Regions from separate parts of the Homo sapiens genome. Here region 1 is linked to region 2. A link is a loop called in an ENCODE intact Hi-C map of the cell type or tissue named here. Cell type or tissue: ascending aorta. All regions are shown on one strand. Links, peaks and the distances in the headings refer to the core of each region. The heading gives the core; the rest is flanking DNA.

The links. Peaks named below come from ENCODE experiments on the same cell type or tissue, not always from the same donor. Only the 100,000 strongest peaks of a DNase experiment are listed, where the experiment ranks them.
Region 1: a loop joins it to region 2, with 2.6 times the contacts of the local background. A loop is called at or near these places in 2 of 110 quality-filtered maps.

Annotation. Positions count from the first base shown.
Region 1 is chr10:71,137,883-71,149,037 of GRCh38, forward strand. No RefSeq gene overlaps it. Among named protein-coding and RNA genes, the nearest start is that of UNC5B, 69 kb to the right of the region's middle. In ascending aorta, for the core only: no CTCF peak of the experiment used is centred there; a DNase peak (open chromatin) is centred at 5,909; H3K27ac peaks cover 1,599 bases.
Region 2 is chr10:71,081,789-71,092,943 of GRCh38, forward strand. No RefSeq gene overlaps it. Among named protein-coding and RNA genes, the nearest start is that of UNC5B, 130 kb to the right of the region's middle. In ascending aorta, for the core only: no CTCF peak of the experiment used is centred there; DNase peaks (open chromatin) are centred at 4,013, 4,523 and 6,423; H3K27ac peaks cover 1,232 bases.

The DNA.
Region 1 (11,155 bases), core at 952-8,951, 56 kb after region 2:
GGCAGCTATGAAAAAGCCCATCAAGAAATAAAGTGAAGGTGGGGCTGGGGTGGGTAACACAGGAGGGCGGGTACCCAAGGAGCATGCTGCGAGCATGGGTGGCATCTAGACCAAGAAAAACAGAGGGACAGGGAGAGTTCAGGCATGGAGAATGTACACTATGCTGGGGGTCTCAGTCCCAGGCACTGAGCAGGGGGCCACCAAGAACAGAGCTGCACTGAGTGACTTGGATGCCAGGTAGAACCTCCAGGGCGCTCGTCTTCAGGCCAAGGAGGCACAGTGGGCTCTGGGTCCTCCTCCTCACCCTGCTCAGATCTCCAGCCAAGAGAGCAGAGCCAGGTGGCCCAGTCATGACCGACAAGGTGGCTGCCAGGTCTCAGTGGAAGACAGCAGCAGCCCAAGCCAAGCTCCTGCTTCTCCTCCCTCTGCCGGGCCACCTCCGCTGCCGAGCAGAATTGCTCCTCTGGCCTCGGGCTCCCAGCCAAAGCCCAGGAGAGGCCGGGCAGCAGCTCTATTAACACACAAACTGGTGGCCCGGCAGCCGCTGACACTGGGGTTAATTAAATCTATATCTCCCCATCAATTCTCATTCAACTAGTATCGATGGCCATTAGATGGGTGACAGAGTGACAAGGAAACAGTAATAGACTTGTCTTAACCCTCACGAGTAGAGAGCCCCGCCCTCCTGCTGTGGTCCCCGGCTCACTCCCTGGAAGATCTCCCACTCAGCTCAACACTGGCTGCTCCCCGCACTGCACCTGGCCGCCAGCCAGGCTCACCTCATTCTTTGTTCAGTTTGCAAATTCATCCTCCATGCCAAGCCTGACAAGTAGAGAAGACTTGGACTATTCCCCTCTCCTCATGCCACTCAGCCCTTTCTCTGCCAGGTCAAGTCCATCCAAAGCTGCCTCCTCCCAGGAGGCTCAGCCCAAGACCAAGCTCACATAGCCCTAAGTGTCCCTGCCACCCAGTCCCTCCATGGCCAGTGGAATACTGGCTCCCACAAAGATGTTCACATCCTGACAACTGGAACCCAGGCTTGTGTTACTTCACATGGCAAAAGGGGCTCAGATCTTGAGATGATCTGGATTATCCAGGTGAGCCCTAGGTGTAATCACCAGGGTCCTCATAATGGAAGAAGAGAGCTAAATACCATGTGACAGAGAAAGCAATGCCAACATGATGCAGCATAGGATGCCACCAGCATCACTGGCTTTGAAGACAGGAGGGGGCCGAGTGCCAAGACTGCAGAAAGTTTTTAGATCCTGGAAAATGTAAGGAAACAGATCTCTCCCTTGGGGCTCCAGAAGGGATCCCTGGTATCACCTTTATTTTGGCCCAGTGAGACCCACTTCAGACTTCTGACCCCCAAAACTACAAGTACACGTTGTTTTGAGCCAAGTCTGCAGTCATCGTTTGTAATTTCTTGCAGCAATAGAGAACCACATTCCCATGCCCATTCTATGTTCCAGCAACACCAGGCTACCTGCAGCTGTGTAAGCCACCCCACTTCACACCTCCCTGGCTTTGCAGTGCCTGCCACCTGAGATGCCATTCCCGGCCAGTTGTGTCCTACTTCAAAACTCCACCCAGCACCTTCTCCGCGAAACCTTCCCTGATTTTGTGTGGATTGCCTCATGCTTGTTCTTCCATTGTGTCTCCGTGTTCCAAACTGGGTGCTGCTCAATTTTGCATCTGGTGTGAGCTCCCGTAGCAGGGAGTTTCTTGTACCTTCATAACCATGAGTCCTCTTGCATATGACAGTTCAGTGAACACTTGCAAAATTACCATCTGATGGCCTAGCCTGTCTTGTGTTCCCTGAGCACAGCAGTAGAGCATGGTGGTTGAAAGCATAAGTTCATGTCAATTTTACATCAAAAAACAAAACTGAAATCTCAAACTCCAGTTCATATGTATGCTGAAGTATTTAGGGAAAGTATACAGACGACTGCAACTTATTTTGAAATGCAACCAGCCTGGCCAACATGGCAAAACCCCACCTCTACTAAAAATACAAAAATTAGCCAGCATGGTGGCACATACCTGTGATCCCAGCTACTTGGGAGGCTGAGTGAGGAGAATCACTTCAACCCAGGAGATGGAGGTTGGAGTGAGCCAAGGTCACACAACTGCACTCCAGGCTGGGTGACAGAGTGAAACTCCATCTCAAAAACAAACAAAAAAAAAAATATTAATGGGTGATAGGGTATAAAGTGACAAAACAAGCTTTGTGAAATGTTAAGAGATGGGTGCTAAGGTTCTGTCAACTGGGCTCTATATTTGAGTTCTCATAAGATATTGGGGAAGAAGTATATACCCTGGGACTAGACAGCCTGAAATAAAGTCTTGGCTCTACCACTTCCCAACCATGTAAGCCTAGGCAAATGACTCCTCTAGGCTTCTGTGTCCTCGCTTGTAAGAGGACAGTACTTTCCATGTGGCTGTGAGGACCAAATGAGTTCATACATGGCAAATGCATAACAGCACCCTAAGTGCCAGGTAGGTATTAGCGATGGTCACTTTTTCTGGGGGGGAACGGAGTCTGTTGCCCAGGCTTGGAGTGCAGTGGAATGATCTCAGCTCACTGCAACCTCTGCCTCCCAGATTCAAGTGATTCTCCTGCCTCAGCCTCCTAAGTAGCTGGGATTATAGGTGCACCCCACCACATCTGGCTAAATTTTGTATTTTTGCTAGAGACGGGGGAGGGGGTTTACCATGTTGGTCGGTCTGGTCTTAAACTCCTGACCTCATGATCTACCCACCTCAGCCTCCCAAAGTGCTGGGATTACAGGCATGAGCCACCATACCCTGCTAATAGTCACCTTCTCTCGACAAGCCCCACTCACAGGAGCATCACAGCGAGGCATGGTGCAGTTCCTACCTTACCTTCCTCAGTCGGAAACAGTGGATTGAGTCTTCCAGACTTCACACCCAGCCCATACTAAGCACTGCTGCTCTTATCTCCTGGGCACCAGGGTGCCTTGGAGTTCTATGCACAGTGAATAACCCAGGTGATATAAAGGGGTGAGACAATTGTTTCTGGAAGCAAGTGATTGGAGTCAGGGCTCTGCTAGACAGTATCTGAATTTCTACTAGGAGTCATGGGCTGTCAGGGAAGACCCATGTTGTGTGCTTATAACAATTACACTTGAAACATTGAGGATAGATGGGAAGAGAACAGGAATGAAAACCCAGAGACCAATTAGGAAGCTTTTAAAGACATGAGCTGCATCTGGGCAGCTCTATCCAGCTCTGCCCTAGATATTCAGGGCAGACACAAGAGGCAGCAGTGAATAGAGAGCGTGTGACTGTCCTCTCCTGGATCGTCTTATCCAAGGCCTTATCGCCAGCTGGTACCTCCACCTCCAGCTGAAGTTTGGCAATCAAGTTCACACCATGGCTAAGTTTCCATCAGAGCCCTCTAGCCCACCTGGCACTGAGGTCAAAGACAGGAGTGGTATTCCTTACCACAGGCCGAAGTAGGTTTGTGTCTGGGGGACTAAGCAAAGCACTGCTGGAGTGAGGAGGGCAGGCCAGGCACTGTCCTGGCTGTTCCTCAGGACAAGGAGGCAAAGAATACTGGATTCTTACTGTTCAAACTTCCCACAACCCCCAGGAGCCCTAGAAGGAACAGTTCTAGGTTATTTGTTTCCTTTCCCTTAATCTACATCTTCAGCTAATTTAGGTGGTGGAATGATCTGAAGTCTTTCTACTGATGTATACCCTTGGTAGTATGGCCAGGGTTAGGCTGTCATCTATTCACCCACCCCTGAGTGGCAGAAGGTTGGCCTGGGACTCCCTGGACTACTTCCCCTGCCTCTACTGCGGAGAGGGCGATCTTTGACGCAAACTCCCCAGCCAGCTCTGTAACCATCATTTGCCTGTTCAAAGCGGCAGGTGCAAGTGACCAGAGGCTGTCCCCACTTCTGCTTTAGTGATAAAGTTGTGTTCCCTTGGTAGAAGCATTCTTCCCTAAGTTACTAAGACTTCTAAAACTAGCAGAATCCACAAACCCAGGAGGGCAAGTCAAGTTAGGAGTAGGACTTTAGCTGTTACATTGAGAGGTACCTTGTTTCTACTGTTGAGTATCTGGGTCCAAGCAGTCTGTATATGAGGAATATACTATCACAGTCATTGGTTCAGAACACATGCCACCCCTTCTATTAACAGTACTCCAGCCTCCCAAAGCAGTGAATCCCAGGTAGCACCATAATGGAGGTTTCGGAAGACTTCTCACCATTCTATAGAGTCAGCTGCTCCTGGGAGTCGAGGTGCACAATAGCCATGGGCTTCTGCCTATCGATTCACTTGTGCTGAGGCAGGAGTCCCTTTGTCAGTTGCAATGCTGTATGGTGAACAATGAAGCTGAATGTCAAATTCACAGATCGTATTTTTCAAGCAAGCCTGTCAGGCAGGGACAGGTATAAATCCAAGGAATATTGGGTCATGACAAATGGCCAGTACCCTCCCACTCCATGGTAGAAGGCAAATGGGGACTGGTAGATGGCTGTGTCTCCCAGTATTAAGATGCTTTACTAGGGGGCCCAGGGTCGCTGTTTCAAGTTGGTCTTAGCAGCTGAGAGTTCAGCCCTTGGGAGAAAGGCAAGTTACAGATGCCATGCGGGGCACCTTAACTCCTTCCTCCCATGGTTGCTCATCCATGACTCCTTCAAGCAAGGACAGGGTTGACTAGGGAAGGAAGCTGACCATTTTAAGGGCAGGAGCCCCACTCATTTAGCAAGATCCTTGTCTAGAGTCATACCTTCATGAGCTTTCACAAGAGATCTCACACTTGGAATCGGTTCTAAGGCCCCCAATCTGTACATTCCTTTCCTAAACCTCCTTGTCACTATTCATGTAATCTTGCTCCAAGTCCATGACCAGCCAGTCACATCTTTAGCCTCCAACCATAGATCTATGTAGATCTTCATTTTAGACTGCACCCTTCTAGGCAAGAGACAGTGGCCTGTGCAAAGTCCTGCCCTTTAGGAAGATCCCTTCCCGATGGTCCTTCAGGGTCACCTTGAATGGGGCTAGAATGCCATAGCAGTCTATCCAGCTGATACCAGTGTGTTGTCTAGAGCCACTTATGAGTCCCTAGGCTTTCTGCACGAGTTGTAGGTGTGGGTAACAGTGCAATAGAATTAGGCGTACACATCAGCCAACTGTTCATGCTACTTACATGATTTTAGGGACTGCTGGTGCCCTCCTACAAAAGACTTCAATTGAGACCACTGGGCATGCCCGGTGATGGCGAGGTGTGTCAACTCATACCCTGATCACATAGGCAGTATTCACTTTCTGTAGGGACCAAATAGCAAGCACCACACTTCAAGAGCAGCTACAGGTGGAAGGCAGCTTGGCTCTACCCTCAAACCCTGGAGGCCTCCACCAAGATTCCCCTGCTGCTGGGGGCTTGCTGGAAGTTCCAAACAGTGGCCTCGTTCGCTAGAGGCTTGGATGCCAGCATCCTGCTGGGACACAGGAACCAAGTGGCAGGGCTTTGCAGCTCCATCCTGTGCCGGCCAAGTCTCTGCTTACTCTGAGAACCACTCGAAGCTGCCAGTCTGTCACATCACCACCGATGAGGCTTGAGTGTGACATAAACCATTTTCAAAAACCAAAGCAGCCCAGGGTACTGTGGTGCCTTCTAAAGAGAAGTGAGGCCCAGCAGCCACCAGTCTACTAAAGGCGAGGCTTTGAGTGGCAAGCTACTCCTTTAAAACATGAAAGGTGTGACAAAGGTGATTAAGCTGGTGATGGCAGAACAGCTTTAAGGACATCTCATTCTCAGTGAGAATTTGTTTAGTTTCCACATGCCACAGGCTGTGGGAGCCTCAACTTAGTACCAGCTGGATTGTCACCAACTTCAGCCCCAACCAGGCCAGCATACCAGTCATTTCCCTGAAGACAGTTTCCTGCAGCCAGCCCAGCTAGCAACTTCTCAGCCAGCATTCTTTGTCACCAGCAACAAAACAGTTTTGCCAGATTAAGCAGAAAGAACTCATGATGAAAACTAGGGGTGGCCCGCAGAACTCACAGGAATACTAGGGCCCGAGGTTCCGAGGCCACACCACAGACCTGCCTGGTTGAGGATACATTGGCCCCACCAAGCACTAAACGCTGTCCCACTGGCAGGATGTAGGTGTGGCCATTGCCAGAGCTGCCCAAAGCTTGGTCTTGTTGCAACTGTCAGTTGGGAAGGTATCCAGTCCTAGAAACTTTGCCTCATTGGCTTCTATTCCAAGTCTGGGAAGGATTCGTCTGATCCACGGAGCCTAGGTCACGTGTCTATTCTCTACCTGCAAGAGGGACTGGGAGAAAGGTTATTGGAATTTCTGTTGCTATAAGAGCAAGTGAGTGCTACTTCCCACTAAGATAGAGGGTAAAGAATACCCCAAACACAGGCAGAGGGACTCAGATCCAGGTGGCCAGGGATAGCAAGCAAGGCTAGTTTTGTCTATATAACCTTGACTTTCCCAGGTTTGGTCCTTACCCTGTTCACATAGGATGAAAGCCCCGAAGTCTCTTGTACCACAGCTAAGGGAGAGATAATCCAGTCTCCAAGGCAAATGCTTGGGAGTGCCTTCACTCAAGAGCCACCGAGGGAATGTCCCTATGCCAAACCATAGCCACCATGAGAAGGCCAGCTTCCACACAAAGCCTGGGCTGCAGGGCTACTGCTACTAGGCTAATGGGGCAGTACCTGCTTCTGAGCAAAAAGAAAAAGACTTTCATGGCTTTGTTAGGATGGCACACTGGAGTCTAGATTGCAATTGTCAGCCCCCCTCATCCCTTTACCCTTTGTGATCATCTGCACCCCTTCTAGCCACAGGCCTCAGAGGCTAGTCCAGGAACAGGAGTATATAATACATTGTCTTCTACTCTCCTGGTCTCATCTCTCCCAAGAGAAGAGGCTTGACCTTCAGCCATAGCGAAGGCATGAAGACTTTGGGCCCCCAGGGCTACATCACAGCCTCAGGCCCTGTAGGCACATCTCACCCCACCCCTCAACCTGTCACGGGTAGCCAGTGGGTAGCATAAGTAGTCTAGGCCCTGATCTGCCTCTAGCAGACATACGTGTTTGCTACTTCTGGTTCTTCATGTTGGCTTTGGCCCAAGTCTGCCAACTCTTCCCCAGGAGTCCTGGAACCTACAGAGGTAAAAGGGGGGTCAGAAAAGTCACCCCTGGTAGAGCCCTGGGTTCTGTAGAGACAAGGACTCAGCTACTGGCCTGGTCAGCCTGAAGGGGCTGCTCAGTGCCCTCAGGACCCCTGATAGAATGGGCGACAGTACTCAACGTAGGTCCACACCTAACTAGGTACAAGCAGAAACCCAAATGCCACTGTGGATAGGGGAGGTTTTACCTGAATAGACGTCCAGGAGCTGTAACAAGAATGTGGGAGGCTTTAAGGCAGATGTGGGAAGATACTTCTGCTGAGTATGAACCAGGGGCCTTGAGGCTGAAGTCTTGTTTTAGCAAGAGGTTTAGTCTGTGAGGCAACTGCAGATTCTCAGAAGGAATAGTAACCAAGTCATGTAGTATAGGGATGAGCCCCACGCAAGAACTGTAAGTCCTTTGAGCAGAGGTGGCTTGGTCTTCTCAGCATGTCTTCCCAGAGCCAGACAGCCCCACCTATCCCATGGGCCAGCCTGGACAGGTTCAGAGTTGAATGGAGCCCACATTACTCAGTCATGTGGGTCTCTAGTTCCCTGTGTGTCCTGGACTCCAAGGGGAGAATCAGATGCTGCTTGTGGGAAAGACCAGTGCTCCCAGAGAAAGATAAGAAAGATCCCTAGTTTTCTCCTGTGCCAGCTGCATGCCTGCTGGGAAGATTTCCTGGCTGCTCCACAGCAATGACTGTTGGGGAATCTACTGCTCACGTGTTCCGTTCAGTGTCAGGGTGAGGATGCCCAGCTGCAGGGCCACAACTGGCCAGTGTCATCCTCTGCTGAGGTCTACATAGAGATCAGGGCCCCCAACCAAGCTCAGCAGTGTCTGGCTTCAAACTCCAGCTTGGTCCAACACAAATTCTGGTTTAAGTAGGAACACATACTGTTGACTTGAAACACCAAAACCTTTTACAAAGAATCTGGAAAGTTCTAACGTTGGGTGGCATCTCATAGCTGCCAGTGCTTCAGACCAGATCAGTCCACCTAGTCTTTGCATGGCTCTGAAGAATGCCCACAAGTTGGGCACAGTCTAAGACAGCAGCACTTCCCCCTCTACCATTCTAACCTTTACCCTCAGACCTAGCTGTTGCAGGGGGTTGGTTCTCCCTACTCTAACCTATAGCCTCCTACCTATTCTCCCCACAGGGCCTCTTATCCTTTCAAGGGGCTCGAGTTGGAGAAAATAAGGAACCCCTGTATTTGTAGGATATATGTACTTGTGATCTCAGCCTAGTCTTAGATGTGGTCAGGCCAGGAACAAGTGATGGCTTGGACAGCCTCATGTAGAGCCACCTTCTGCTCAGGACAGAGGACCAGCTCCAGAGCCATGCTACTAGGATGTTGTGAGAGCATAGTCACGGCTTCCCAATAGTACAGATCTCCCTGTGAGGAGGCAGAGAGTTAGGGAGGCCACAGTACCCAGGAGAGATACCCCAAGACTTCTCTCCATAGACAGTCTGGCCCTGGGAGCCTATTCCCATCTCCTAGACTATGATGTTATAATGCTTGAAGTTTGTCTGTCACTAACAGGTCTCAGGGCTGGGAGGGCCACGTGAGAACCTAGATGGACCCGATTTCCCCACAGTTTTCTCTACAAAACCGTCTGGGCTTAAGCCGTTTGAAGCTAGTTCCATGCCACAGTTCTGCATTATTTTGTGTTAAGCTAGACCTCAGGTCCTTATAGAGAGCTTCAAACTTCTACACCAACCATTGGGTGTTTACTGGCCTCTTTCCCCTTTTCTTTCCCCAATTTCTGCTGTCTAAACAGATTCCATCATCCCCAGAAATGCTGCCTGGACCCAGAGTCAGATCCCATGAGATCCAGTGTCTTACCGCCCTGCCCTGCTTTGTCACCCATACCCAGCAGAGGCCCTCTGCCTGGGTCATTTGTTTCTACCTCAGCACATCCTAGGGCTAGGGTGAGGAAGCCCACAGAAGTTAACATCTTCCCAGAACCCTCTAGGCTTCTCATGCTTGTTTCCTAGGATATTAGTCTAGAACACTGTAGGCAAAGCAGCTTCTACCTCGATGTAGCCCTGTTCAGCAATCCCATCCCCACAGCCACTTTTCTTTCTTATATCCCCAAGGCCACTCCCGTTTGAGGTGGTAGAAAAGAGAAGGAACAAGACTCAAGAGGCCCAAGGATACTATACAGGCAAGACCGTTTGTTCTCCCCTTATACAATGTGATAAAGACATCCTCAGATTCCTGGCTAACACCCAGCCCCCTTTGTATCTGGCCCCAGTCCTCCCTGGATAGCCCAGTTGGAAAACTTTAGCTGCTAGGGTCCTAGCACCAGCTGACTTAGTGTCACAGGAAAGAGTTATGCCACTCAGAACCACCAGTGCTTCCAGCAAGGCTATAACTTGCTTTCTCCCTGCAGACATAGGGAATTTCAGCCTTATTTCTGGATAGAAATGACAGTCTAGACACGAGGATTGGCATATTTTATATGGGCATGACTTGATGCCCATGAAATCAGACACTGGATCTCAAAGAGGAGTCCCAAAGTCTGGACCAGCTCAGGACAAGTGCCAGCAAGTGGACCTTCAGCTTCCAAAGCCTTCCAAGCCTCTGGAGTTGCCACAGAACATCCCAGTCTCTCCAAAGAGACTCAAGGTGGAGGATTTGAGCACTTAAACCTATCTTCTGGTGAATCTTGTAAGTTGGGAAAGAATGAAATAAGCTCCTTCTCCAATATCACCCCTAGTTTCTCTCTGCATCTGATAGTGCTATGCCTTGACTTAGTCTAAGAACCTCTATACGTAGGTGATCTGTGGCCTCAGTTATAAGAGTCCTGTGGGCAGCTTGCCTGGCATCACTATACATGTAGTGTTAAGCATGTCCATATATCCTACCTGGCTGATTGGGCCACCCTCAGGGAGTGATGGGGACTCCTAGTATCCCATCAACTCAGCTTATTTTCCCTGGTCACCATTGTACCCCAACTAACACCAGAGATAAGAACCTCAACAATATGAGGCAGAACAGGCCAGATGCCAGAAAGAAGGCTGGTGAGCCACTGCCTAGGGATGCTTCCCTGCCTGAGGATTAATCCTTCCCTGCTACAGTCACACAACTGCCTCCTTCAGGGAGGGGAGAGTGCTCAGCTACGTGACCCAAAGTTCAGGATGGTAATTGATGTCAAAAAGAGGAAGAAAGTTTGCATGTAGGTAACCAGGAGTGAGATCATGAGAAATGCAGGGTCTTACCCACATTTGCCCCATCTGTGTATTCAGAGTGGGTTCAGAGAAAACACTGAAGTGTCTCATCCACAGCCACCACAGCCCCATACCCTAGTAGTCCAAGGCCAGTTTAGTACCTAGACATCCAAAACCAGTACAAGGAACATCCATCAGATCAGTCTTGATGAATACTGATGTGAGCAAACGGGAGAGGTTAGAGTCTAAGTGAAGCAGCAGCCTGTCAAGATTAGGGAGAGCAGTCACTGGGAGACCCAGAACACAGACAAAGACACAAAACATCTTCCTCCATGCTGCTGGCCATGGAGATAACCCCGAGTTAGAGGATGTCAGGAAGTCCCACCTGGGAGAAGACAGAACAGGCCAGGGGGACCAGGACAATGATCCTCAAAGACAAGCCCCCACACACATACATGCTGAGCAGGGCAGTGAGCCAGGGCATAAGGAGGGATCTCCAGGTGCTGCCTGCTGTGTCCTTTCCTGCCCTCCCCCTTTAAGGAATGGAGACTCAAAGGAAAGGTGAGAGAAGTTGCCTGGGCAGGGCTCCAAACATGGTGCAGGAAGAGCGAGGTAAGGATCCAAGCCCAGGGCATCCCCAGCCCCTTACCCCTACACCCAGGCAGCTGGGGGCTCCCAATAGCAAGGCTTCAGGCAGTAATCCCGGGAATCCCACCACAGCCTCCTGCTTTTCTAAAGGCTCTTCTGCCCTGGGCCACAGGATGGCCCCTGGGGCATAAAGTACACACTCTGTGGTACCTTCTAGGCAGGAGCTGGTTGAC
Region 2 (11,155 bases), core at 1,450-9,449:
GGCAGAGGGACATGCAGGATCTCCCAAGCCTCTTTTCGAAGGGCATTAATTCCATTCATGTTGTTAGAGCCCTCATGCCCCAATCACCTCCCAAAGGTCCCACCTCTTAATACAATATTGAATTTGGTATTAATTTTCAACTATGAATTTTGAAAGGACACACATATTCAGACCGTAGCACCTTCTCAGGGAGCCACAAGATGCCTCATGGTGTAGTGAAGGCTCTGAGAAGGTCTGCAGGGGAGAAACCAGTGCAGCTGTGACAGACCCAGGGTGTCTCAAATTGTTTGATGGTGGAATGCTTGAGACTCACTGTGTTCTGCAGACCCCAGATCTCACTGGGTTCTGTGGGACTTTTCGAGGAACAAGCTGAGATCCTATCAATCTGCTCCCCACCAAATGCAACTGGCAAGTGGCCAAGTAAAGGAGCTGCTTGGGTGATGACCCCAAGGGAAGAGAAGTAGGAAGAGTGTGGCTAGGCTCCCTGGTGATGCCCTCCTTGGCTGTGGGCCTGAGTAAGTCACTCAACTTGATGGGCAAGGTAATGGAGTGGAAAGAGCTGGAGCTTTGGAGTGCCACAAACCTGGTCTCAAGTCTGCCATTCGTTCTACCAGATGTACTCATCCTAATAAATAGTTACCATGCATTCAGTCTTCCTAAAGTTCCATCCCACATATTGTCGGTCATAATCCCTATTTTTTTTTTTCTGTTGGGGAAACAGGCTCAGAGAGCTTGAGTCTCTTGCCCAATGTCACAAACATTATTGGATCCTCCTGCAGTCTGGCTCCAAAGCCCATGCTGCTAACCATAATGTTGTACAGCCTCTAGGAATAAATCAATGCCTCTCTCTGGGCCTCAACTTCTCAGCTGTCAATGGGGGATTAAGGATACTTCTTTCTCAGGCTTGTTATGAAGCAAGCACCTCCCCGTGGTGCCTAGTACATAGTAGGAGGTTAATAAATGGTGGATTTCTTTTATCTTCCTTTTGGATTCTATCCATAAAAATAGGATGAAGTCTTTACTCCAACAAAATGGACTGAGCCTCTTGGGTGCTACTGTCAGGGGGACTGGGGTATGTGGAGGGAGAGGTTAGGGGATGGGCGTCTATCTATCCCCAGGCCTGTAGACTGCAGGCTGACTTAAGGCAGCCTCAGGGGAGGCCTGGCTCTAAGACACATTTTTAAGGTGTCTTTCTCCTCCCCATTTGCAAAACTGAGTTTTGAATTGCAAGTGGTCAGACTGCAATAAATATCCCTGGAACCCACAGCACGTAATGGTTTATAAATTGTGGCTCATAATTCAACTGGTGCCTGGGTCGCCGGCTCCCGCTGCCACCGGTTCTCCAGCCCTGCAGCCTGCACAAGTGCCTGGTGAAGTCATGAATCAGGAATAAGGATCGCCCTGCTAACTCAATTTCACTTGTCAGCTTTAAGCTTTCATACTGCACTCTAAGTTCACACAAATACCACAAAATGTGTGTGCATGCATGTATATATATATATATACATATGTATATTTACATATATAAATAAACTATACTGCTGTTATGTAATTCCCTCAGGACACAAAAACCTTTTCTGGCAAGAGCCTCATGTTTCCAGCCTTTGAGAGATGTTGACACGTTAAGTTCCCCATCTTCACTCCCCAGCATCCCTTCCCCCCGCAATTCAGGACTTTCCTCTGGTTTAGTACAGGAGTTCCTCTCCAGTGCAGTTGGAGAAACTCATATTAGCTCTAAGCAGGAACTTCCCTAGGCAAGTTTCAGTGCCTTAGAGTGACAGCAAGCCTGAGTGTGGGGAAGGAGACTCAGGGGCCTCCCGTCCCACCCTCTGGTTCCAGAGACTCTGTGATGCATCCATACGCAGAAGTTCAGCAGATAGGTCAGCAAAGAAACCCAAACTCTCCAAGCCAGGCTGCCTGGGGAGTGTCCACGCCAGTACCAGAGCTTCAGAGCCTTTCCAGAGCCCTGTCTTGGGGAAGCTGGAGGCCCAGTGCCGAGTGGTGACTCGACCCTTGCAGTGGCCTCTCACCACAAACTCTGAGACCGCTCCTCTGAGGGCAAGTTGGCTGTTCCTGAATCAGGTATTTTGGCTTTCCTTTCACATTTAGTTGTAAAATTAGGAATTTTCAAATTGTTGGATCCAGTGAACTGTGCGTGTATATATATATATATGGGGCTCTAGGCAGGGGTAGGGGGGAGGCGCCTATATTTTTTTCACCCACCCACTTTGTGACTTTGGGAAAGTGGTTTGGCCTCTCTGAGCCTCCATCTCCTCGTGTAAAAGAGAAGGCAGTGACAGTCAAGCAGAGGGTGGTGACTATGTGGGTTCAATGCAGGGATGCCAAGCACAAGGCCCAGCCCTCGGAGAAGGCAGAGAGCCAGTGCCCTCAGGATCTCTCACCTATGGGCAAAGACAGCCATCTTACAGCCTGGGGGAGGAGGCACCAGGCCTGCCCAACCCATCAATCCCACCAATCCCACAGCCCCGCCTGGGCGCTGTGAAGGGAACAAGTGTGTGTTCATGCTGGGTAATGAGAAGCGTCATCAGTAAATGAAGAATCTCCTAATTACCCAGACGTCCCTGGGAGGATTTGTGAGGCTGCAGGTGGTGGCTAAGGCCCTGGTGCTGAGCGGTGGGGAGGGAGAGGGTGGCGGAGTTTGTGGGCAAGGGGTTCTGTGTTGCCCAGAGCAGACCCTGACCCTTGTGGATAGATCCCCAGAGCCTGGGAAAAAGCCACCAGCCAGTGGTCCAGTGCTGGAGCTGGGTGCCTGGGGTGTGTCATCTGCAAAATGAGGAATGGGTGCCAGGGCATGGCTAGACTCAGGACTCAGGGCCATTGAGCTTGCTCTGCCTTGAAAGAACACGCTGGCCTTAAGCAATTACTTTTTCCTCCCTGAGCCTCAGTTTCCTTACCCGCCAATGGCAATGATGGCAATTGCCTTGTCAACTTGATAGGTTGTGGGGGGCCAAGGCCCAAACAAACACAGACTGGAAATGTACATGCCAGACTGCAGAGGGCCCACACAGTCGGAAGAGTTGGGGGCAGCCACCCCAGGCCTCCCACCCATGTGACTCAACTCAAACTCAATCATGGGAACCCTGCAACTGCTGCAGGAACTGCGTTTTTCCCAGGAGGGTTTTGGAATCTTCAGGATCATATCTGAAGTTCCCCTGGAAACCTCCTGAATCCCTGGCAGAGCTAAGGTAGGGCCACCCACTTCCTATTTTCTGACTGTGGTTTTTGACTAGTGTGTTCCCAAAGCACTTCTGTAGGGAAGGGGTGGGGAGGGATGCTGGGGCCTTCTGTGTGAGAGTTCACTTGAAAACCTTTAGCTGTGGGGCCATTTTCAGACATTTTTATTAAGTGATATCTTGTATCAGATGATCATTATCACTGTCCTGTTTGGCAGGTGAGAAAACGGAAGCACAGAAAGGTCAGTGACTCACCCGGGGTCACACAGCAGTGCCCGTTTCTCCAATTCCCCTGCTGAGCTCCTGTGGCCTCACCTTCTAGATCTCCCATCAGTGTCTTCCCCTTCCTGAGCTATGGCTGTTGGAGTAAAGAATGTTCATTGACATGCTCCTCCCCCATTTGACAGACAGGGAAACTGAGGCACAGAGCAGGGCTCTCTCAGGTGAGAGCTGGGCTGAGATGAGGCAGAGCATCTGTGGCCACTCCTGTCTGCACCATTACCCAGCAGTCTCCCCATTCGATGCCCTGCCCTGCATCCCATCTCCATCTCTCCCATCGGGTGGGGTGGTCCAGGAAGACACGGTAAAGACAGAGTGATGACAAACAACTGCCTGGGAGAGATAATCCACTATTGAAACACACCTGCTGTTCTAATTATAAAGGAGACCAAATTGGGTTTAAATTGGAATTAATTGGATGCCTCCTTATCCACGCCATCTATCTTGCACTCGCCAGCCCTCTGGACGAGCAGGATGGAAGAAAGAGGAATCTCATCTTCTCGGCCACTGAACACGTGTCCCTGAAGGCGGCCTGCGCCCAGCCCCCAACCCCTAATCCCTTTAAACGTTTCAAGGAGCACAGACAATGGGAGCTGGGGTGCCTGGACCCCTCCTCTGTCTACCTTGCCAGAGGGGGATGAAAGGGGATTAGGTGACTCTGGAAGCGGGTGGGAGGGTCATACCCCAAAGGACCAGCCCTGCAGGAAGCAGGCGGGGCCAGGGCAGCTTGGAAATGCTCGCTGGAGTGCTGTGTTGGGCTGGGAGATGACAGGTCTGGACATAAAGCAAAACAGCCTGGGAGCAAGTTGGGGAGGGGGACTTTGTAGATGGGTCCTCAGGTTGAAGGCCTTGAAAAAGAGGGAAAGAGGTCCTCTAGCAAGCAAAATAGGAGGCCAAGGCCAACGGTGCTGAGGCTACAATCAACTATTAGCTCTTTGTATTAATAACAAGATGGTGGGTAATACCCCATCCAGAAACGACTGTTCCCTTGTGATCCTTGGCAGGCGACACCCTGTGTTATTAAAGAATTTCCTGCTTCAGTTGGGCTGGGCATTCAAGGCCTTTGTCATATGCCTTTAGTCAGCCAAAGCACTCGCTATTCCCTTGGGGCCTCAAACGGGTGGCCCACGGGCCAGACATAGACACACACGCACACAAATACACACATGCACACAAACACAGACACACTTACCTTCGTGTCCCCATTCAGCACACCTAGAATTCTACCCTCTCCACAGATATCCCACATCTAGAATTCTATTCCCAGTACACGGACCCAGAATGTCCCCACCCACATCTAAATTTGAGTGCTCCACCCACATCTAAAATTGCCCCACACCTAGAGCCTTCCATTCAGCCTTATGCACACTGGAACCTTTTCCCCGTCTCACTACTTCTGCATTGCTTTGGGACACCGTCCCTCTCCTCACTCCTGGAACCATGCCCCCCACATCTGTAACATCTCCCTCTCCCTCTATTATCACATCTGGCTCCTACATCCACACGGAGTCATCATCTCAAACCCCAAATCCACAATACTGGGAATATTGCCCTTCCCCCTGCACATAAAACAGGACCCCGGAAAGCCTGAGCCCCCTCGTCTTCTTGCCTCCCACCCTGAGCGCTGGCTCCTCCAGACCCATGTCCCTCCCCATGCCCTAGGGAAAAAGTGCTTTCGGGCTCTGCCCGAGTGAATGAGACACACCTGCAGGGGGATATTAGGACTCATTTCCAACCGAGGAGATTTCCTTCTCTTCTATGCATGAAGTAAATATTTGCTTAATTTCCTAGTTCTGAGCATGATTCATGGAGCATTTTAGGCAGGCTGAGGGTTGGGCAGATGCTGGGAGATCTCAGCTCCTGGATGGCAGGAGAAGGAAAAATGGAGAGAGCAGAGTACTGGCCTAGGGAAGAATATTTCCAGCTTCCAGGCCTTGTGAACTGTGCAGGTAATTCAGGCTCCCTGACCAAAAACTGCCATGTTAAAATAAAGCATCACCCTTGAATTAAACAGTCTATGAGATCCTCTAGCAAGCAAAATGTGGGTCTGAGACCAGCTGTGCTGGATCTACCATAAACTCTCAGCTCCTTGTAACTGAAAGGTGAGTAATGCCCTGCACAGAAACCATTGCTATTCCAGGCAAAAGGGAATGGAATCCTTTTTTCCAGAGATTGGAACCACAGTGGGTTAGAGATGGTGCAAACACAGGCTTCAGGCTTTGGAAAGCCAGGAGCTAGGATGGTGGGGACAGCTACTATATGCTTCTAAAGAAGTGAATGCACGTTTTGGTGAGAGGGAGTGAGGCTAAGAGAAGCTCCGTCATGGCTGGCAGGTAGACAGGAGAGAGGCTGATTTCTGAGGATGACTTAAATGATAGGCCAGACCAGATAAAATCTACCAGCCAGATATGCGTTCAGCAAATTCTTGAGCATGTATCGTTTGCTGGGCCTGGTGCAGAGAGTCTGGGATAGAAAGGTGAGGCTGCTGTAGCTGAGGGAGGAGAGAGGAGCTGTGTGGTGTGGGGCTGTGGACCTGTGGGAGCCCAGAGGGTCAGGAAAGTCTCCAGGAAAGGGGGCCGTTGGACTGGGTGTGGAAGACGGGGCACTTTGCCAGACAGAGGAGTGGAGGGAGTGAAGGTGGGTAGGGCATTTGCAGAGGCATAGGGGAGGGATGGACCAGGGCTGGTCAACCTGAGGCCATGTTAATGAGCTTGGTCTAGACACTTGAGTACAATGGGGAACCTCCAAGTGGTGTGGGGGATTGGCAGGTTTAATGTGGCAGCAGAGAGATCTGTGAGAAGCTGGTACCTTGATTCAGAGATGAAGGTCTGATAAAAGCCACAGCGGTGGTATGGAAATAAGTGAATGAACACAATTCTGAGCTAGCATTGGTGATTCACAGGCTGTAGAGGGGAAAGGATGGAGGAGTTGAAGATGACGCAGAGGCCTCTAGCTAAGGCAACCAAGTGGAAAGAATCTACTCCGCATTTTGCCAAAGAAAATGAATGAAATCAGCCATGCTTCCGACAGGCCAAGCATACGCTGCCTCCCCCATCCAGGCCTCAGCATCTCTCCCGGTCACGCCGATACCTGAAAACAGTGTGCAGAGGGGACACGGGCCTCAGCCCTCCCATAACATCCCAGAAGGAAAAGTTTAATCTTTAGAAACATGATAGAATTGTCAAAAGCCCATACATTGAGAAGCGAGAGGCCTGATTTTATTTCTGCGGCAACAGTTTAAAAAAAAATCTTCCATTAAAAAACTAAATAACAAAAAGCATGAGTCCTGGGGAAGGTTGGAGAGGAGTAGACAAAGAATAAGAGAAACCACTCACCCCTGAACCAAAGGATGCTTCAGCATCATGGACAGCAATACACCAAAAAAGGTGGCAAAACATTTCGTCATGCAGCATCATGGGCTCACAGTAGAAGATAACTGTCAGCCACCTGCAGCTGTATGCAAAGTCGTATAATAGGCTGAGTCATTAAGAATTCGGTATTGTAGGCCAGGCACAGTGGTTCATGCCTGTAATCCCAACACTTTGGGAGGCCGAGATGGGTGGATCACCAGAGGTCAGGAGTTAGAAACCAGCCTGGCCAACATGGCAAAAGCCTGTCTCTACTAAAAATACAAAATTAGCCGGGAGTTGTGGTGCGTGCCTGTAATCCCAGCTACTCAGGAGGCTGAGGCAGGAGAATCGCTTAGAACCTGGGAGGTGGAGATTGCAGTAAGCCAAGATCACACCACTGCACTCCAGCCTGGGCAACAGAGGGAGACTCTGTCTCACAAAAAAAAAGGAAAAAAAAAAGAATTCAATATTGTAGATGCTTTAGTATTTTCTGTCTATCCTCAGGAGAGGATGACCTTGGAGGCAGAGAGCTTACCACCATGCAGAGGGGAGAAACTAACTGCTGTGTTTCCATGCCACTCACCTCCCCAGTAAAGGTAAACAAGCTCCTCCAAGGTTCTAGGCTGGGACATGATGCTCAGGATCATCCAGCACTTTGAGAAAGAAAAGAGCAGTGGGAAGGAAGACTATGTGTGTTGGGATTGAGAGGCACAGGACAATTGGCACCTGAGTGTTATTGTGATGGGAACAGTCCTTCAGCCTCCCAGGAAGGGAGAGAACATGGACCTCCCACAGGCTCACTAGGCGAGGCTGTGATGACTGTATGGTCACTGTATGGCAAGGCCAAGGACCTTTGGCCTACCTGGCAGTGAAGGGATGGACTCTCCAGTAGAGCCACCAACCTTGGAAGGGAGTGTGTACTTGATTAAGGCTAAGCAAGGAGGAATGGTGGTGAAGACTCCATACATCTAGCAAAGCCGTGGGGCCCAGCCTGCTGTTGCAGGACTCTTATAAGCCTGGGACATATGTTCAGCCCAAGGCTTGGGAGGAAATCTGGAAGGTTATTGGTATTATTTGGTGGTCACAGAAGCTGGATTTAATTTGGTTTAGAAAGGCTAAATAAATGTGGCACTAGGTATACCTTTAGCATTGTGGAATAATTATACATCGTTTCATTCATTCAACAAATACTGAATATTTACAATGTATGCCTGGCCTTGAGGATACCTGGGGAGCAAAAACTGGCACAGCCTCACCAGGGGTGGAGGCTTATGCCTGTAATCCCAGCACTTTGGGAGGCTGAGGTGGGTGGATCACCTGAGGCCAGGAGTTCGAGACCAGCGTGGGCAACATGGTGAAACCCCATCTCTACTAAAAATTCAAAAATCAGCCAGGTGTGGTGGTGCATGCCTGTAATCCCAGCTACTCAGGAGGCTGAGGCAGGAGAATCGCTTGAACCCAGGAGGCGGAGGTTGCAGTGAGCTGAGACCGCGCCACCGCACTCCAGCCTGGCGACAGAGTGAGACTCCGTCTCAAACAAACAAACAAAAAACCTGACACAGTCTCCATCCTCCTGGGGCTTATCAATGAATGGAGACAGGCATTAATCAGATAGTAACACAAATAAAAACTGCAACCATAACTAACATTTCAGAGAAGGAAAAGTTACCCAAAGGTACGCTAGGAGAATGCACAGTGCAGAGTGTAAGGGACGCATCCCTGAGAAAATGATGCTGAGCTGAGAGGTGAGGAAGAGACTGGAGTCACCCGGAAGAGGAGTGGGGTGGCAAGAGAGCCCCAGGAAGAAGGAACAGCTTGCACAAAAGCCCTGGGAAGGGACAACTCAAGAGAGCTATGGGCCATGAAAGGAGGCCAGTGAGGCTGGGATAGGAGTGGGAAGGGTGCGGGAGTGGGGCTGGAAAGGCAGGCAGGGACCAGACATCTCAGACCCTCATCGGTCACAGAAAGAGCTGCCTCCTTAACACAGGAACGCTGGGAGCTACTGAAAGCTTCTCAATGGGGTGGGAGAGGGGCATTTTGGGAAGTTCACTGTTTCCGCCTGGGTACCCTCCAAAGCAGGGCCTGAAGGAAGGAACTGTGTGCAGGCAGTTGATGTGGAAGGTGATCCCAGGTATCTAAGATGAGGGATGAGGGAGAGGAAAAGAGGGAGGAGAAAAGCCAATCCAAGGGTGCATTACTGAGATGTTCCCCATCATGGGAAACCAGGACTGTTCGCCATCATAGGGCCAGGTGATCCCTGTACCTACCTCTGTGCAGGACATTGAATGCCTCTTGGAGTTGTCCACACCGCGACCCATGGGGGGATGCATTCATGCATCGGCTCCTGTCCCGCATTGACCAAGGGTTCCCCAGGGCGGTGGACTACCCCACGTGCGTCCAGACTGCACATGCCCATGCCATGTAGGCTCCTGCTGGGGTCCCATGCTGTGGCATCAGAGAAGCCCTAGCGCAGAAAGCAAACATCACACATCCTGTCCTTGAGGTAAGATATTCTTGGCGGAAACTATCATGGACATGGAGGCTGCCATTTCTATGATGGTGGGAGTCAGAGACAGGCTGAGAGGCTGTTCAGCAGAGACTCTGAGACACTGCTTTGGCTGCAGAGCCTACTGAGGGTGAGGAAGGAGGGTGGCTGTGCAGACAGAAATGAGTTAGGAGATGTGAAGATGGAAGGTTTGGGCTGTATTTTGGAGGTTGGGCCAACAGGACTGGCTGATAAAGCATCTGTGGAAGGGGATGAGGGGGAAGTGGAATCAAAATGGCCGACAGGCCAGGCATGGTGGCTCATGTCTGTAATCCCAGCACTTTGGGAGGCAGGCAGATCACCTGAGGTCAGAAGTTTGAGACCAGCCTGTCCAACATGGTAAAACCCCATCTTTACTAAAAAAAAAAAAAGTTAGCTAGGCGTGGTAGTGGGCGCCTGTAATCCCAGCTATTCGGGAGGCTGAGGCAGGATAATTGCTTGAACCTGGGAGGCGGAGGTTGCAGTGAGCCGAGATCGCACCACTGCACTCCAGCCTGGGCGACAATAACAAAACTCTGTGCCCCCAAACCAAAAAAAAGCCCACGGGTTTTCACCCTGAGAAATGGAATGAATGGCAGAAACCCTGCTTGTGGAGTCTTCAAAAGTGATTGAGAAGGGGTGACCAGTGGGGAAGGAGATGCACGGAAACAAAGAGAGGAGAGATCTTCAAAGACAGGATCAACTGCTGAAAAAGATAGTGTGGCAGCCTGAATAATGGCCCCCCAAAAGATGTCCACATCCTAATTCCTGCAGCCTGCAAATATTACTTTATATGGCACAAGAGGACATTGCAGGTGTGATTAAATTAAGGATTTTGAGATGGAGAGATTATCTTGGATTATCTGGGGGAGGGCCTAAACCTCCAAGGAATGCCAGCAGCCACCAGAAGCTGGAAAAGGCATGGAACAAATTCTCCCCTAGAGCCTCCCGAGGCTGTGTGTCCCTGCTGACACCTTGTTTTCAGCCCAGTGAAACTGATCTCAGACATCTGGCCTCCAGCACTGCAGGAGGATAAATTCTTGTTGTTTTTAAGCCACGACGCTGGTGGGAATGTGTCACAGCAACCATAGGAAGCTAATACAGATTTGTGGCTGGGCACAGTGGCTCATGCCTGTAATCCCAGCACTTTGGGAGGCAGAGGCAGAACGATCACTTGAGCCCAGGAGTTTGAGACCAACTTGGACAACAAAGCAAGACTCCATCTCCACACACACACACACACACACACACACACACACACACAAAATTTAAATTGGCCGGGCATGGTGGTGGGCACCTGTGGTCCCAGCTACTTGGAAGGTTAAGGCAGGAGAATTGCTTGATCCCAGGAGGTTGAGACTGCAGTGAGCTGTGTGCACCACTGCACTCCTGCCTCAGTGACAGCCTGAGACCCTGTCTCTCTCTCGAAAGAAGATTTGTATAGAAAGGCAATCACTGTGTTAGATGGCATGGGAGTTGTTGGGGAACCAGGAGGTTTGGATGTGGCGAAGAAAGGAAAGGGGAGTCAAGGATGACACCTGAGTTTTTCAGCATAAGGAAGTGGGTGACAGTGCCGCTTACTGAGATGGGGAGTAGGTTTTGGTAGCAGGATCAAAAGTTCTGTTTTGGCTCCATTAGGCTTGAGAGGAATGTGAGACACCATTGCTGCTAAAAATGGCACGGCCTGATGAAATCTAAGCCCAAATGTCCATGCAGGGCCTTGAAAAAGCCACAGGGTAATGCCTACTGGTTATGCAAGGAAAGAGAACTAGAAAGATTCGGAGGCCCTTGTCCAGAGCATACCAAAT